Linked DNA regions of Homo sapiens: region 2 is linked to region 1. A link is a contact called in ENCODE Hi-C or POLR2A ChIA-PET data. All regions are on one chromosome and are shown on one strand. The core of a region is the stretch at or near the end of the contact, and the rest is flanking DNA. Distances in the headings are between cores, read along the strand shown.

What was found. A loop is a pair of places that touch in the nucleus more often than their neighbours do. ChIA-PET counts read pairs that join two places held with the same protein, here RNA polymerase II (POLR2A).
Region 2: POLR2A ChIA-PET joins it to region 1 with 13 read pairs in WTC11. The contact joins two enhancer-like sites. A Hi-C loop is called at or near these places in 1 of 168 maps with a recorded cell type or tissue (breast epithelium). POLR2A ChIA-PET finds 5 or more read pairs at or near these places in 3 of 52 experiments (BJ, K562 and WTC11).

Annotation. Positions count from the first base shown.
Region 1 is chr1:32,498,333-32,505,840 of GRCh38, forward strand. No RefSeq gene overlaps it. Among named protein-coding and RNA genes, the nearest start is that of ZBTB8B, 37 kb to the left of the region's middle. RefSeq lists silencers at 2,084-2,213, 2,304-2,573. Within about 2 kb of position 2,621, at least 27 of the 41 ENCODE cell types and tissues checked have a DNase peak (open chromatin) inside an H3K27ac peak, as active enhancers do.
Region 2 is chr1:33,362,717-33,370,224 of GRCh38, forward strand. It overlaps PHC2 (polyhomeotic homolog 2), which reads right to left. Exons shown (of 15, transcript NM_001385109.1): 6 at 5,820-5,906; 7 at 4,400-4,712. PHC2-AS1 (PHC2 antisense RNA 1) reads left to right here. Exons shown (of 3, transcript NR_125978.1): 3 at 350-529. Among named protein-coding and RNA genes, the nearest start is that of PHC2-AS1, 16 kb to the left of the region's middle. RefSeq lists enhancers at 472-2,630, 4,019-4,922 and a silencer at 1,432-1,726. Within about 2 kb of position 4,984, at least 11 of the 41 ENCODE cell types and tissues checked have a DNase peak (open chromatin) inside an H3K27ac peak, as active enhancers do.

The DNA of each region.
Region 1 (7,508 bases), core at 1,371-3,870:
AGGAGTTCCAGACCAGCCTGGCTAACCTGGTGAAACCTCGTCTCTATTAAAAATACAAAAAAATTAGCTGAGCGTGGTGGCGGGAGCCTGTAATCCCAGGTACTTGGGAGGCTGAGGCAGGAGAATCACTTGAACCCAGGAGGCAGAGGTTGCAGTGAGCCGGGATTGTGCCATTGTACTCCAGCCTGGACAACAGAGCGAGACTCAGTCTCACAAAAAAGAAATAAAAATAAAAAAGTTTTGAGAATAGTTTTTATTTTTTATTTTATTTTTTTGAGACAGGATCTCGCTCTGTCACCCAGGCTGGAGTGCAGTGGCATGATCTTGGCTCACTGCAACCTCTGCCTCCTGGGTTCAAGTGATTCTCCTGCCTCAGCCTCCTGCATAGCTGGGATTACAGGCGCCTGCCACCATGCCCGGCTGATTTTTGTATTTTTAGTAGAGACAGGGTTTTGCCAAGTTGGCCAGGATGGTTTCGAACTCCTGGCCGCAAGCGATCCACCTGCTTTGGCCATACAAACTGCTGGGATTACAGGCATAAGCCACCACGCCCGACCGAGAATAGTTTTAAGAGGATTTGTTTCTAATTAAAGTGAGTGACTTTACGATCATTCTGGGAGAGGAAATCAGCAGATCACCTGGAATTGGAAAGCAGGGCTGAGGCTGCTCCTGGTCAGTCATGTGCCTTGCCCATGTTTCCTGTACACTTCTCTTTGTGCCTGTGTGGGGTCCCCGGCTACTCTCAGAAGACCACCTTTCTCCTGCCCATTCCTCAGCTCAAAAGTGCTGCCCAGCCCTGACCTAACCACTGTCCTGTCCTTCAGTCCAAATCTTCCAAAGGAAAACACCTCAGTTTCTGCCCAGCAAAAGATCGGTTCCCTCAGATCACATGGCACCCCTTGGGTCAGGAAGCATGAGGCTCTGACTAAGGATGAGTGGTGGTCATGGGGACAGGTCCCCTGAGAAGGGGCCCTGGAGAGGGGCAGGAAAGTTGACCTACATGTCTCCTAAATAAATAAAATCATGGCTGGCAGGAAATTTGAGAGGAATGCACATGATATACTTCCAGGAGCTCCCAGAATTAATGGGGGAAAAAACTGCAGGTGGCTGTAGAGTTTTCCATTAGAAGGAGAGTAAAGTGTATTTAGTTATTTGAAAACAGGTGTTCAAACTGAAACTTGTACACAAAGGTTCATAGCAGCTCTGTTCACAATAGCCTAAAGGTGGAAATACCCAAATGTTCATCAACTAATGAACAAAAATGTCACACACACACATGCGCGCACACACACAGGTGGAATATTATTCATCCATTAAAAGGAAGTTCTGATGCCTGCTACAACATGGAGGAACCTTTGAAACATTGCTTCAGGTGAGAGAAGCCAGTCACAAAGGACCACATATTGTTTGATTCCATTTATACGAAATATCCTGGCCGGGCGCGGTGGCTCACGCCTGTAATCCCAACACTTTGGGAGGCCGAAGCGGGCGGATCACAAGGTCAGGAGTTCGAGACCAGCCTGGACAGCAATAGTGAAACCCCATCTCTACTAAAAATACAAAAAATTAGCCGGGCCTGGTGGCAGGCGCCTGTAATCCCAGCTACTCGGGAGGCTGAGGCAGGAGAATGGCGTGAACCCGGGAGGCGGAGCTTGCAGTGAGCCGAGATTGCGCCATTGCACTCCAACCTGGGCAACAGAGAGAGACTCCGTCAAAAAAAAAAAAAAAAAAAAAAAAGGAAGGAAGGAACGGAAGGGAGGAAGGGAGAGAAAAAGATCCTGAATAGGCAAATCCGTGGAGACAAAAAGTCCAGTGGCGGTTGGTGGAGGCTGAGGGAAGGAGGGAATGGGGAATGACTTGAGTGCTCATGGTGCCGGTGCCTTTGGGGCGATGAGAAAGTTTTGGAACTAGATAGTACTGATGGTTGCACGCCATGAATATCTTTAATGTCCCTAAGTTGCATTTTTAAATGATATTGTTATGTATTTTACAATTTTAAAATAATCTAATTATTGTTCTTGGGACGCCCGTAGGTCCCCTTGGCAGGAGGGGTGGAGGGGGAATGATTGCCGCTGCGCGCAGCGCGGGCAGAGGGCGAGAGGGCGAGAGGGCGGGAGGGCGTCGGGGCTGCCCCGGACCTGCAACCAGCCTGGTAGCGGGCGGCGGCGGCGGCGGCGTTGGGATGCGGGCCACGGGCGTGCGGCCCTCAGCCGTCTCCCGGCCGAGAGCGAGGCCGGAGGCGCCAAGCCGAGCGGGCGCCATTTGCAGCCTGGGGCGCAGCAGCTGCAGCGCTGTCTCCGAGGGGTTGGGAACGGCCAAGGAGGAGGCGCGGGCGGCGGCGGTGGGCGTTGGCGGGCACCGGCTCCCGGCCGTCCCTCCCCGCGCCCGGCCGGCCGGCCTCTCCTGCGCGCCCGGAAGGGGCTGCGGAACAATGGCCGCGCCGCTGTCGCCGCCCGGCCCGGCCCGGGGAAAGCCGGGAAGGCGCGCGGAGCCTCCTGGCGGCGGCGGCGGCGGCGGCGGGAAGGCGGCGGGGACGGCGTCGGGCGTGTCTGGAGCCGTCCGGCGCGGCGGACTCCGGGGAGGCTTGGTCTGCGCCGCGCAGAGACAGCAGCCGCCGGGGGCGGGGCGCGAGCCAGCGAATTTGCAGAACTTCCCTCAATTGGGCTTTGTCTGTCTCATCTCGACTGGATTCAGGTTCTTTATCCTAGACAGGACTGTCACAGAAGGGCTGCTGCGGTCTTCTCAACGCAGCACGTCTAGTGGCACACAATTTCAGCTTGTCAATTTGTCTCATCACTGATGATGCTCACTTTTATCTTTAAGATGCTGTCTGTAGGCTTCTCCGCTGTAAGGTCACACTCACTTGGCAGTTATAATAACAGTATTTTGTAGGGTGGTACTTTGAATTTTCATGAATCACCATTTCTCATCAAACCTTTTAAACCTTATTTTTATTTTTGGGACAAAGTCTCGCTCTGGCACCTAGGCTGGAGTGTAGTGGTGCGATCACCGTTCACTGCAGCCTCAACCTCCCGGATTCAACCAGTCCTCCCACTTCTGTCCCCCGAGTAGCTGGGACTACAGGCGTGTGCCGCCGGCTTTGGCCTCCCAAAGGGCTGGGATTACTGGTGTGAGCCACCGTACCCGGCCCATTTATTTTTTTTTTCATACATATGGACACATGGTTTCCTTTTTTTTTTTCTTTTTTAGCTGATGGGGAGTTCTACTATATTGCCCAGGCTGGTCTCGAAGTCCTGGGCTGCTGCCTTAGCCTCTGGCATAACTTGGCATTGTAGGCGCACCACTGGGCCTGGCTGTTAGGTTATAATCTGTTGCTGTCATTTATTTTATTTTATTTTTATTTTTTGAGATGGAGTCTCACTCTGTTGCCCAGGCTGGAGTGCAGTGGCACGATCTCAGCTCACTCCAACCTCCACCTCCTGGGTTCAAGGGGTTCTCCTGCCTCAGCCTCCTGAGTAGCTGGGGTTACAGACGTGCGTCACCATGCCCAGCTAATTTTTGTATTTCTAATAGAGACGGAGTTTCACCATGTTGGCCAGGCTTGTCTCGAACTCCCGACCTCAGGTTATCCATCCTCCTTGGCCTCTCAAAGTGCTGGAATTACAGGTGTGAGCCGCGGCGCCCGGCCGCTGTCATTTATTTTAATGTTCAAATTGTCCCAGGTTTGGCCAGTGAAAGCCTGTTCAAGCCAGCTTGTGTGTTCATTTGGCATGTCCCTATTGTTCTTTGAATACTTCCTTCCTTCCGGCACAAGATGTTCCAGGCTCATCTTGTACTTTCTCCCTGCCCCAGCCCTGGAATCAGATACTTCTCCAGGGACTCCTGGTTCTGTTTACTGGAGAGCAGTTATTTACAAACCAAGATCCAGATACTGGGTGTTTTCATTGTGTTTGAAGTGGTGCTGCTTTCAGGCCTTCACACTGGACATTTTCTGAGAGAGAGTGAAACTCCAATTCCAATCCAACACCATAGAATTCACTCTTCTTTTCTTCCTCTCCATGATGTTTGGTCTATTCTACTGTGAAGGTGAACACTACCACATTTATTCTTTCAAAAACAGTTTATTCCCATCCTTACAGTAAAATATTTCAGTAAAATTGAAACAAAAAGGAATAAAAATCAACCATAATCTCAGTATAAAAATAACATTTTGGGGCCGGGTGCGGTGGCTCACACCTGTAATCCCAGCACTTTGGGAGGCCGAGGCGCACGGATCACGAAGTCAGGAGATCGAGACCATCCTGGCTAACACAGTGAAACCCCATCTCTACTAAAAACACAAAAAATTAGCCAGGCGTCGTGGCAGGCGCCTGTAGTCCCAGCTACTCAGGAGGCTGAGGCAGGAGAATGGCGTGAACCTGGGAGGCGGAGGTTGCAGTGAGCTGAGATCACGCCACTGCACTCCAGCCTGGGCGACAGAGTGAGACTCCATCTCTATAAATAAATAAATAAATAGTATTTTGGTAGATTTACATTCAGCTTTTTCTTTACATATAGTTCTCTTTCTTTGAGTTATATGACATCATACTGTAAATACAATTTTGTACCCTGTTTTTTTCATTCAATTTTGCAGTAGCCCACAGGCCAAACTTGGCTCACTGCCTATTTTTGTATCCCTGTGAACTAAAATTGGTTTTTAAATTGTAAATGGCTAAAACAAAATCTAAACAGCAATAATATTTTGTGACGTGAAAATTACATGAAATTTCAGATTTGTGTCCATTTATGTTAAGTTTTATTGGAATACAGTCTATGGATCTTAGGACTTTCCCTCTGGGTTTGCTCTCCAGTGGCACCCAGCCACAAGGAGAGGCCATGTAGAGGTGCTCTGAATACAGTCCCAGTGAAGCCTAGCCCAGGCTCAACCTGTGAGTGAAGAAACCACCTTGGAGTGGCTCCTCCAGCCCCAGCAGTTCTAGCTCCTAGATGTTAGTCACCACATGAGGCCCCAGACACGGTGGAGCAGAGAAAATCCGACACTCTGTGCACTTTCAGATTTCCTGACCCGCAGAATCAGTGTTATACGGTGGCGGTGGTTTCTGCCACTGTGTTTCAGATGGGTGCTGAGCAGCAGTCGTAACTGGAACAATAACCGCTCAGTAAAGGGCCTCATGTAAGATCCTGCCACACCTGTAACCCCAGCACTTTGGGAAGCCAAGGTGGGCAGATCACTTGAGGTCAGGGGTTCAAAACCAGCCTGGCCAACATGGCAAAACCCCGTCTCTACTAAAAATACAAACATTAGCCAGGGGTCTGTAATCTCCCCCACAAAAAAAGACCCTAAAATAAATATCAACAGTAAAAAGCCATGGAAAGTGGAAGGATAATTAAGGCTAAAGATAATATAATTAGGCCAGGCACGGTGGCTCACGCCTGTAATCCCAACACTTTGGGAGGCCGAGACGGGTGGATCACGAGATCAGGAGATCGAGACCATCCTGGCTAACATGGTGAAACCCCGCCTCTACTAAAAACACAAAAAATTAGCTGGGCGTGGTGGCAGGTACCTGTAGTCCCAGCTACTTGGGAGGCTGAGGCAGGAGAATGGCGAGAACCCGGGAGGTGGAGCTTGCAGTGAGTCGAGATCGCGCCACTGCACTCCAGCCTGGGGGACAGAGTGAGACTCCGTCTCAAAAAAAAAAAAAAAGATTGTATAATTAAACATTAAACATAGTTCTGACTTTTCTAGCAAAAAGATTGTTAAATGTAATAGTTCTCATTGTATAATTATAGGAAAGATGTCTGTCAGGAGAAAGGAAGTTTTTCTGACACTAAACTCTAAGAGGAATGTATCCCTCTATCAGGGATGTTGGAAAATAGACAATTCCTTTTTTTTTTTTTTTTTGAGACAGGGTCTTACTTTGTCGCCTGGTGACAATTCCTTTATCAGCATTTTTATAGAATTCACAAGAGGTGTTTCTAACATGGGCCATCAGTAAAATCCAAGTATACAACACTAAATCATAAACATATTGTCTAAGTGTCTAAGTTTGTAGCTTTTAGGTAATCTAAACTGATTCAGGGCTGGAGCTTTAAAATCAAGAGGATGCTGGGCACAGTAGCTCACGCCTGTAATTCCAGCACTTTGGGAGGCCAACGCAGGCAGATCGCTTGAGCTCAGGAGTTCCAGATCAGCCTGAGGAACATAGTGAGACTTAGTCTCTAAAAAAAAAAATTTTTTTAATTAGCTGGGCATGGCCGGGCGCGGTGGCTCAAGCCTGTAATCCCAGCACTTTGGGAGGCCGAGGTGGGTGGATCACAAGGTCCGGAGATTGAGACCATCCTGGCTAACACGGTGAAACCCCGTCTCTACTAAAACTACAAAAAATTAGCCGGGCACAGTGGCGGGCGCCTGTGGTCCCAGCTACTTGGGAGGCTGAGGCAGGAGAATGGCGTGAACCCGGGAGGCAGAGCTTGCAGTGAGCCAAGATCATGCCACTGCACTCCAGCCTGGGTGACAGCAAGACTCCGTCTCAAAAAAAAAAAAAAAAAAAAAAAAATTAGCTGGGCATGTGATATGGTTTGGCTGTGTCCCCACCCAAATCTTGTCTTTAATTGTAGTTCCCATTGTCGTGTCATGTAGTCCCATGTGTCGTGGGAGGGACCAGATGGAGATAACTGAATCTTGGGGCCAGTTTCTTCCATCCTGTTCTCGTGATAGTGAGTTAGTTCTCACAAGATCTGATGGTTTTATGAGGAGCTTCTCCCTTTGCTGGGCACTTATTCTTCTCCCTGCCGTCATGTGAAGAAGGATGTGTTAGCTTCCCCTTCTGCCATGATTGTAAGTTTCCTGAGGCCTCCCCAGCCATGCTGAAATGTGTGTCAATTAAACCTCTTTCCTTTTTAAATTACCCAGTCTCAGGTATGTCTTTATTAGCAGCGTGAGAACAGACTAATACTACAGCATGCATGGGCAACAGAGTGATACCCTGTCTCAAAAAAAAAAAAAAAAAAAGAGCAAAAGATTTGAACTTCACCAGAGAAGATATATGGATGACAAAGATAGCACTAATGATTAGGAAAATGCAAACTGAAACAGCAGAGCAAAATAAAACCACCATACCTACTAGAAAGGCTAAAAACCAAAAACAAAACAAAACAAAAACCAACAGTAGCAAGCACTGGCAGGGATTCAAAACAATGGAACTCTCACAAATTGCTGATAGGAATGCAAAATTATACAGTTACTTTGGGAAACAGTTTGGCAATTTCTTATTTATTTATGAATGAATCAATGAATGCATGAATGAATGACAAGGTCTTACTCTGCCACCCAGGCTGGAGAGCAGTGGTGTGAACACGGCTCACTATAGCTTTGACCTCCCAGGGATTCAAGTGATCCTCCCGCTTCAGCCTCCCAAGCACCTATGACTATACGCATGCACAACCACACCCAGCTAATTTTTTATTTTTTGTAGAGGTTGGGTCGCCCTATGTTGCCCGGGCTGGTCTCAAACCGCTGCGCTCAACTGATCCTCCTGCCTCAG
Region 2 (7,508 bases), core at 3,734-6,233, 870 kb after region 1:
AGTGCCAGCTGAGATACTCCTCCTCCTGTTCCATTCTTGAAACTTAATCATGTTTCAAAGCACAACTCAAATGTCTGCAGCTCCCATTAGAATTTAAACTCTTGTTCATCTCTTTAACACCCATAGTGTTCAGCATAATGTTTGGCACATAAGAGGTGCTAAATGAGTATCTGTTGAGCTACATAATTAAAGGGACAAATGGTTTGGGGATGACAGTGACTCTGAGCCATACCTCTTTCATTTGTGAAGTGGAATAATCACTGTTAAGATTAAGTGAGATATGTAGGTAAAGCATTTAGTGCAGTATGTGGAACATGGCTGTTCATTAACTGGTAATTATTACTATTAGCCCACAGCAACCAGGGAAATAGTCTAACAGAAGCCTAGGATGAAGAATTTCGGGAAAGAAGAAACGTCCAGCAAGGCCAAGTCCCTTTGTGTGTCAGTCTGCTTTCTCTCTCACACATACGTGCACACAGGCTCGTACACACAAAGATGTTAAGCAAAATATAAAGCCCCTCCACTGATAGCTGATGATTGTGGATTTTTCTCCTAACATAAAAAGAGATTCTTAGTCATCTAGATTTGGTGCTACAGTGGATAGCTGAAATGACCTTCATCAAAATCGTTGGGGATTTTAGCAGATGACAGTCCCACCTGTATGCTTTGGTTTTTATTGGATTCCCTAAGTAAAAGTGTGCTTGCAGTTTGGAGGCTGCTTTGGGAGGGAAATAGGGTACCCAAGAATCCTGGAATCAGCAACACTGCATTGTCCAGCCTATCACAGACAGAAATCACTGCCCCCTGCACAAAACGCTCTCTGTGTTCAAACAAAGCAGCTGTGTGGCCTTCCAGCAGAGTTCTCGCTCCTCAGCTGAGACCTGAGGCGGGCTGAGGATGCAGAACAAAGACCTGGCATCTGGAGGCCCAACTGGGTGAAAGGGCCCTGGCTTTTCAACAACCCGACAGTTCCCTTTTATCACAGCATATCCCTCCCAGTCAGCAACTTTCTCCTCACCTTTGGGCCTGAGTGTGCACCCAAAGCCTGGAGTTTATCCACTAGAATGAGGACTCCAAGAACCAAGTCTCCTATCTGGGGCTGTGGCCCACTCCCTTAGGACTCGGCTTCCCTGAAGGCCAGGCCCAAGGGACCCCTGCTGCCTGCCTCTCTTCTGCCCTCCATTGCTCAGTCCTCATGTCAGTGAGAAGGGCAAGCCAGGCCCTTCTCCTTCCCCTCCAAAGCCCAACCTCTTAGGCTCTGTTCTCCGCCCCTTACTCCCCTCCCCCACCTGCTCCCCCACCCCTATTCTCGGCATAAGGGACCTTTTCTATTTGCAGAGCCTGAAGAAGCCGGTTGCCAAGGTGACAGGAGCAGGAACAGCAGGGAGCTTGCCATGGGGGAGGGGCTTTGCCCCCAAACAGCTGTCAGTGGGAGCAGTCCCAGCTGGGACTGGAGGGTCTGCCTGCTCTGGGAGGAAACAGCCCCCAGGAGAACACATTCCTCACTGCCATACCCCCTCCTACTGGCCCACTGCAAGTCTCCACTGGTTACTTTCCCTGGGGGCAGCCAGCCAGCCAGCTCAAAAAATGCTCCAATAACAAACAAAAAATGTGTGCGCGCTCGCTTGCTTTCTCTCTCCCAGACACACACACACACACACACACACTTGCTTTCACACACACACACACACACACACACACACACACACGCTCAAGCACGCTCTTCTCTCCTGCTCTCAGATCCCTTGGTTCATTGACAGTGGGTTGGCTGGGCAGGAGGCCAGAAGTCACCTCTGCCCAGGGAACTGTATAGCCCAAGACAGGTGCTGCTCCTGGCTGCCGTGCACTAGGTCCTAAGAATGATTTCAGTCTTTTTGTCCAGAGGCCCTGAGAGGACCTTCCCCTACTAAAACTCCCCAGCTGCCTTCCATATGGGAGGTGGGAGTGGGGCAGCGCCATCTCTGGGCTTACAGAGAGGAAGGGGTGGGAGAGAGGAAGAATGAACAGGATGGTGGGAGGCAGGAACAATGCAGGCCCACTGCTTTGTGTCTCTGGGGAGAGGTTCTTTGTGGAGCTGCAGCTCACAGCTGCTCCATAGAAAGTTCTGTGGAGCCACTGGTCTCTGTACTGCATTCTAGCCAGGCACTGTTAGCCTTAGGCCCTCGGGCCTCAAGCCTGTCACCTGCTGGTGTTTACCTTTACATGGGGTCTCCACCAGACTCTGCAAACCCTCAATAGGCTTAGACCCCCCAGATACTTTCAGCTTTGGGTCAGAAACAGGAAAGGCTGAGGAGGCCCCAGATTACTGTAAGAACTGAGAGGGACGATCTGGCTTGAGATGAAGAACAGTGTTTGACTCAGCCAGCTATGGCCCCCAGTCCTGCCACTTACTACTTAGGTGACTTTGAGTGCGTGACGGATGTGGTAAGCTCCTGGAGAACCTCTCTGAGCTTCAGTTTGCTCATCTGTAAAATGGATAAAGACAGCTACCGGACAGGGATCTTTCCAGGGTTTAAAGAAGCGTGATGCATACAATGCAGGGCACGTTATCTAGCACACGACGGACGTCCTGTGAGTGCTGGTCCCGTTTCTGTCCAGTTTTCTTGAGAACTGAGTTGCCTAGCAGCCTTAGGAGGAACCCAAGAACTAGTCTTTCTTTTGAACAGTGTTAGAACTTGGGGGGCTGGCTTAGATTTAGAGAGAGGTTACATTTCGGCCTGGGCTGGAAGGGGGTTCTCAGGAAGGCCTGAGACGCAGATGGTCCGCCAGGGCATGCGGATTGAATGAGAAACTAGAAGAAGTGCTCATCTGGGGTCTCAGCTGTAGTCCAAGCTGCTTTCAACGCATTGAAAGAGCCCCCAGTCTACCCTTCTGAGCCTCACTTTCTTTTTCCATAAAAGGAAGAGGCTGGGCCACTTTCTGGAGAAAGCCATGCCAGACAGTGAGAAACATCTGAAGCCACAGGGCCGTGAGGCCTCCGTGGGGAGGTGCCTTTCTTGGCTCAGCGGTGACCACTGGAATGCAGCGACTGACCCTTTGCCCCTGGGTGACTTCTGAAGCCTCAAGAAGGTGAATGAGGGATTTTGACCCCGTTTCCTCCTAACTCAGTGCCATGTGCGCTGCTTTGCTTTTCTCTGCCTGGGAACCTTCCCCACTCTGTCTGTCAGGTCACATGCTCGTGCCGCAAGGCTCATGTGCCATGTCCTCTGAAGGACGGCATCTCTGACCCATTCTGCCTGACAGGCAGCTGACCATCTGTGCCCACACTGTACCTGGTACTTAGTCCTAAAATAGAATTTATGAAGTGGAATGGATTTGCTTCTATATCTGGTTCCCTTCTTTTGACTGCACACTCTAGGGAAAAATAAAAATCCTATCTTATTTTGACAAAGATGTATTGAGATATATTCTTGATGTATTTTCTCAAGAAAAAACCCCACAGATTAGATTGGATGGTAAAATGGTTTGAGAGAGGACTGAGGTTAGTGGTTGTCTCAGGGATGCGATCAGCGTGACCCTCTCTTTAATGCAAAGCCATGTGCTTCGCCACTCTATTTATTTCTATGGTAAAACAGGGTGGTCTTGTTACCTAGATCGATAGGCCTGGCTTCTTGGGCTCTTGGCAGATTTTCCCATTAAAGATTGCCTACAATGGGCAGCACAGGGAGAGTTTTAGTAGGCAGGGAAAGGGGTCTAGCAGGGCATGTGGATTCATCGGACCTGCCTCACAAGCAAGCTCCTAGATTTATTCTCAAGTGTTACCCTCACTAGCAAGCCTTTCCTAGCTCCTCTCCTCAAGCCACATAGCTCTTCTGTTCTGACAGTGTTCAGAGCTTAGATCTATTATGGCATATGCACTGCACTCTCTGTCTCCCCAGCTACACTGTGGAGGGCAGGACCTGAGTCTCATTTATCTCTGCACACCTAGAATTGGCAACATGATTGGCAAATACTAATCAACAAATGCTTGCTGAATGATGAGAAAAATAAACTTCCTACATTCCCATCTCTCTGTCTGGTTCTTACATGCTTCTGGCTAGCCCCTGGCCTTTTTGCTGAGTCTTGGAGAATTTCAAAATAGTTCAACTGCCTGCCTCCAGCCACTCCAGGTTGTGCCCACAGCTCCACCGCTGTGGCTGCGTACCCTGATTCATCGCTGTGCCTACAGTGCAGAAGGACTCCTTTATTCCAACTAACATGGCTGCCCTGCGTAAAGTTAGACCAGAAGCATGGCACAGAGCCAGGAGCTGATGGACATTTTGAGATAGGGAGGGAGGAGAGAGAGATCCATGGCTGGTATCTTTGCAAATCCATGGGAAAAAGGAAAGTGTGAAAGTCTCCTCCTGACTCACGGCCCTGAGTTTTCTGGGAAAGGATTCCTGCTTCCTGAAGACCTTACCTGGTGCAATGAGGGGGTGGGCAGCCACAGCAGGAACCGTCCGGCTGAGCCCAGCCCGGCCTTCCATGCTCCCTGGCACACTGCTGTTGCCATCTCCTTTCTTGTGTGGCTCCATCACACTGTCAGCTATGCCAGGCTTGGCACCTGCAGGGGAAGCCTGAGCAGTATTTCTGCTCTGTGCTGGGGTAGGCAGAGGCTGGCTACCGCCCGGCGTGGGTTTCAGGGCCAAGCTGGGCAGGACAGGCTGAGTGGGGGTGGGGCCCGAGGCTGCTGCCGCTGGTGTCTGCTGTGTTCGGAGGGTCAAGTTCTGTACCTGGAAAAGAGGGGTCTGTGGGAGTCCAGAGAATGTGGCAGGAGCAATGCCAGTATACAACTAAGAGGGAGAGAGGGATGGATCCAGGAATGGCTGAATAGAACAGGAGGTTGTCAAATCAGAGAGAGAGAATGTGTTAGGGGCTAGAAGAGGAACCAGAAGCACGTGGAGTTGCTAAAGAGGGCCAGAGGGTTCGCTGTGACTGCATCCAGCAGCAGAAGAGGCTGAGTTCTGAGAAGGACCTGCTGCCCAGCTGGGCGGGCAGGGGTGGGGAGGCCAGGCTCTGTCCCTTCTGTTGCCCTCCCTCCTCCCCAACACTTTCAGGATTGGATGCACACCACCCAGAAATAATTCCCAGTGAGGGGGAGCATGGGGCTTCCCACACTGGAAAAGGCCAGGGCAAAAGTGGAAGTTAACTGACCAGGAAGGCCACCGGGCAAATATCTTGTCTCAGAATAAGGTTGCCACCGGCTCTTCCAAGACGGCCGGCATGCTTACTCAGCCCGGTCCCTGGCGCCCTCTGCTGGACACAGGGAGGCTGTGCCAGACTCTGAAAATCCGGCTACCAGCCCTGTCCCATCACCCTCCCCATTCCGTAGATGAGGATGGGGAGATGCGAGTGCTAGGGGTTCCTTCCCCGGCTGCCCACAGAATCTTCCCAGCCACGGTAGTATCTGTGCGCTCCTAGCAGAGCAGGACACGTCTCTGCTCCCTCTTACATGTCATTTTTCTCGAGTCCTAGCAGCACTACCGTGTGTAACCGGAGCGGGACTTTCCACTTATGAAGCAGCAGCAGCCAGACCAGCTATGCTGGGGCAGGTGTAAAGTATGGAGGGTAGCACAGCCCACCCCTCCCTGGCAAATCATGCTGGCCTCAGCAGGCTGCCCTCTGGCTCCTGACCTGTGTTTGAGGGAACGAAACAGAGCCAGGAGGGACTGAGGCCTTCTGGAACAGGGTAGACGCGCAGGCCTGGGGGCATTGGGGTGTCCTGTCTCCCGCCTGCTTTCCTAGCTGATCCCGGCCTCTCCTTGTGCCCCTCCCCAGTATCAGTGCCCCTCTACAGGGGTGCCCACCCCCCTGCCCTCCCACAAGCATGGAGTCCTCACCTGGGCGGGGGTGGGGGGCCGGGCGGGGGAGCCAGTGCCGAGCTCAGGCTGCACAGTAGCGACGGTGGCCGTGGGCGTGAAGATGAGCTGAGGGGACAAAGGAACAGTGCCGCCTAGGCTCCTAGCTACCTGCACCAGGTTACCTGGCTGGGCCTGGAATCACAGGAAACGAGGCGCCTTTTACCTGCTCGATGTGGACTCAGCCACAGGACACAACTGTTTAGCCCAGGAGCGGCTATGAGGAAGGGCAGGACAGTAGAAGCAGAAAGGAAGGGGGAGTCCAAGGGGAGCGCCTGCCTTTCTCTAGAGGCTCGTTGCATCCTGACCCAGGCTGGGTGCAGGGGTGGGTGGGGAGAGCCGCTCTGGGGCTACACCAAAGCCGAGTTCCCTTCAGAACCCTCTGTGAGGGGCTCATCCTAGAGGAGACCGATATCCCCAGGATACGCTGAAGCCACCACCTCCTTAGCGTCCTGGGAAGCGAGATGGATGCCCTAGGACCACCTTCCAGGTCTAACCCACTGCTGAACCCAGGGCTGAGCCAAGATGAGACTGCCCTCCAGGGGATCAAGTTCGATGTATCCTTTTGGTCATTTTCTAGTCAAAGTTAGATTCAGAGGGGCCTAGAGACAACAACAGCAGAGGAAGCGGACCGCCTGGAGCCGTCCTCATGTCTGAATCCCATCCTGCAGGGTGCAGGATCCATGGTGTTCTCTGCATGACACCTCGACCTCCGTGGGAGTCTAGCTCTGCATCAGTGTGGATGTGCTGGTGCCTTGACAGGGTGCTTTCCCTAGAACTCTGCGATAGCGCAGCTGTGCTTTTTCCTCTGTGGGTGTATGCCCTGCTCTGGGGAGGGAGGCAGACAGGCAGGCATCACGACCCCAGTGGAGTAGGACATAGGGACAAGCAACCTGCAGACACAGTCAGCTTTGGGCAGCAGCATCACAGTGTGGCTGTCCAGTTCCCGAGGAGATGGAAGTCTATTTCATGCCTTGTGTCTAAGAGGCTGTTCCCTGGGGATAGAGATGCGCCTCAAATGATGAACTCAGAGCCAAGAACAAATGTGCGGGAGCAAGACCAGACAAGCTCCGAGGGTCACGTCCTGGCCATAAGAGCAAAGGGAGGGGTGGGACTGTGTTACTTTCGGGATAGTGTGTCAAGAGCCCGAAGGAGCAGACTTCAGAATGGGAGGTATGAGACACGACCCACAGTGACTGAGCCCTAGCTGGGGCTGCATGCTACTGCCACCCAGGGAGTATGCTGCCATTTTCCCAGGGCATTCTCCTAAATCTTAGGGACCTGGTAGGCTCCTAAGGACCTTTGCACCCCTCAGGGATAGGTGCAAAGGAAAGAGTTGGTGCTATCCTGAGTATATCCTGCCCAAACAAGCTCACCTGACCCTGATTAGAATGGGGGCCGCTGGGAGGGCAATGGAGGCACGCTGAAGCTGGAAAGCATCTTTGGCCCTTGAGTTAGAGGTGGCCAGTCCTTGTAAGGATGGTGGGAAGGGGAAGACTCCATTTCTGTCAAGTATATGGATGTCTGGGTGTCCAGGACCACCTGGGCATGAACCACTCTGCCCATCCTGATTAATTTTGAGGAGTTTCTGATAAGGGGACACTTCTGTTTCACTCTAGGAGGAGAAGGAAAGGTGGCATCGCAGGAACTTTCTCTGTTTCAGTCTGGAGC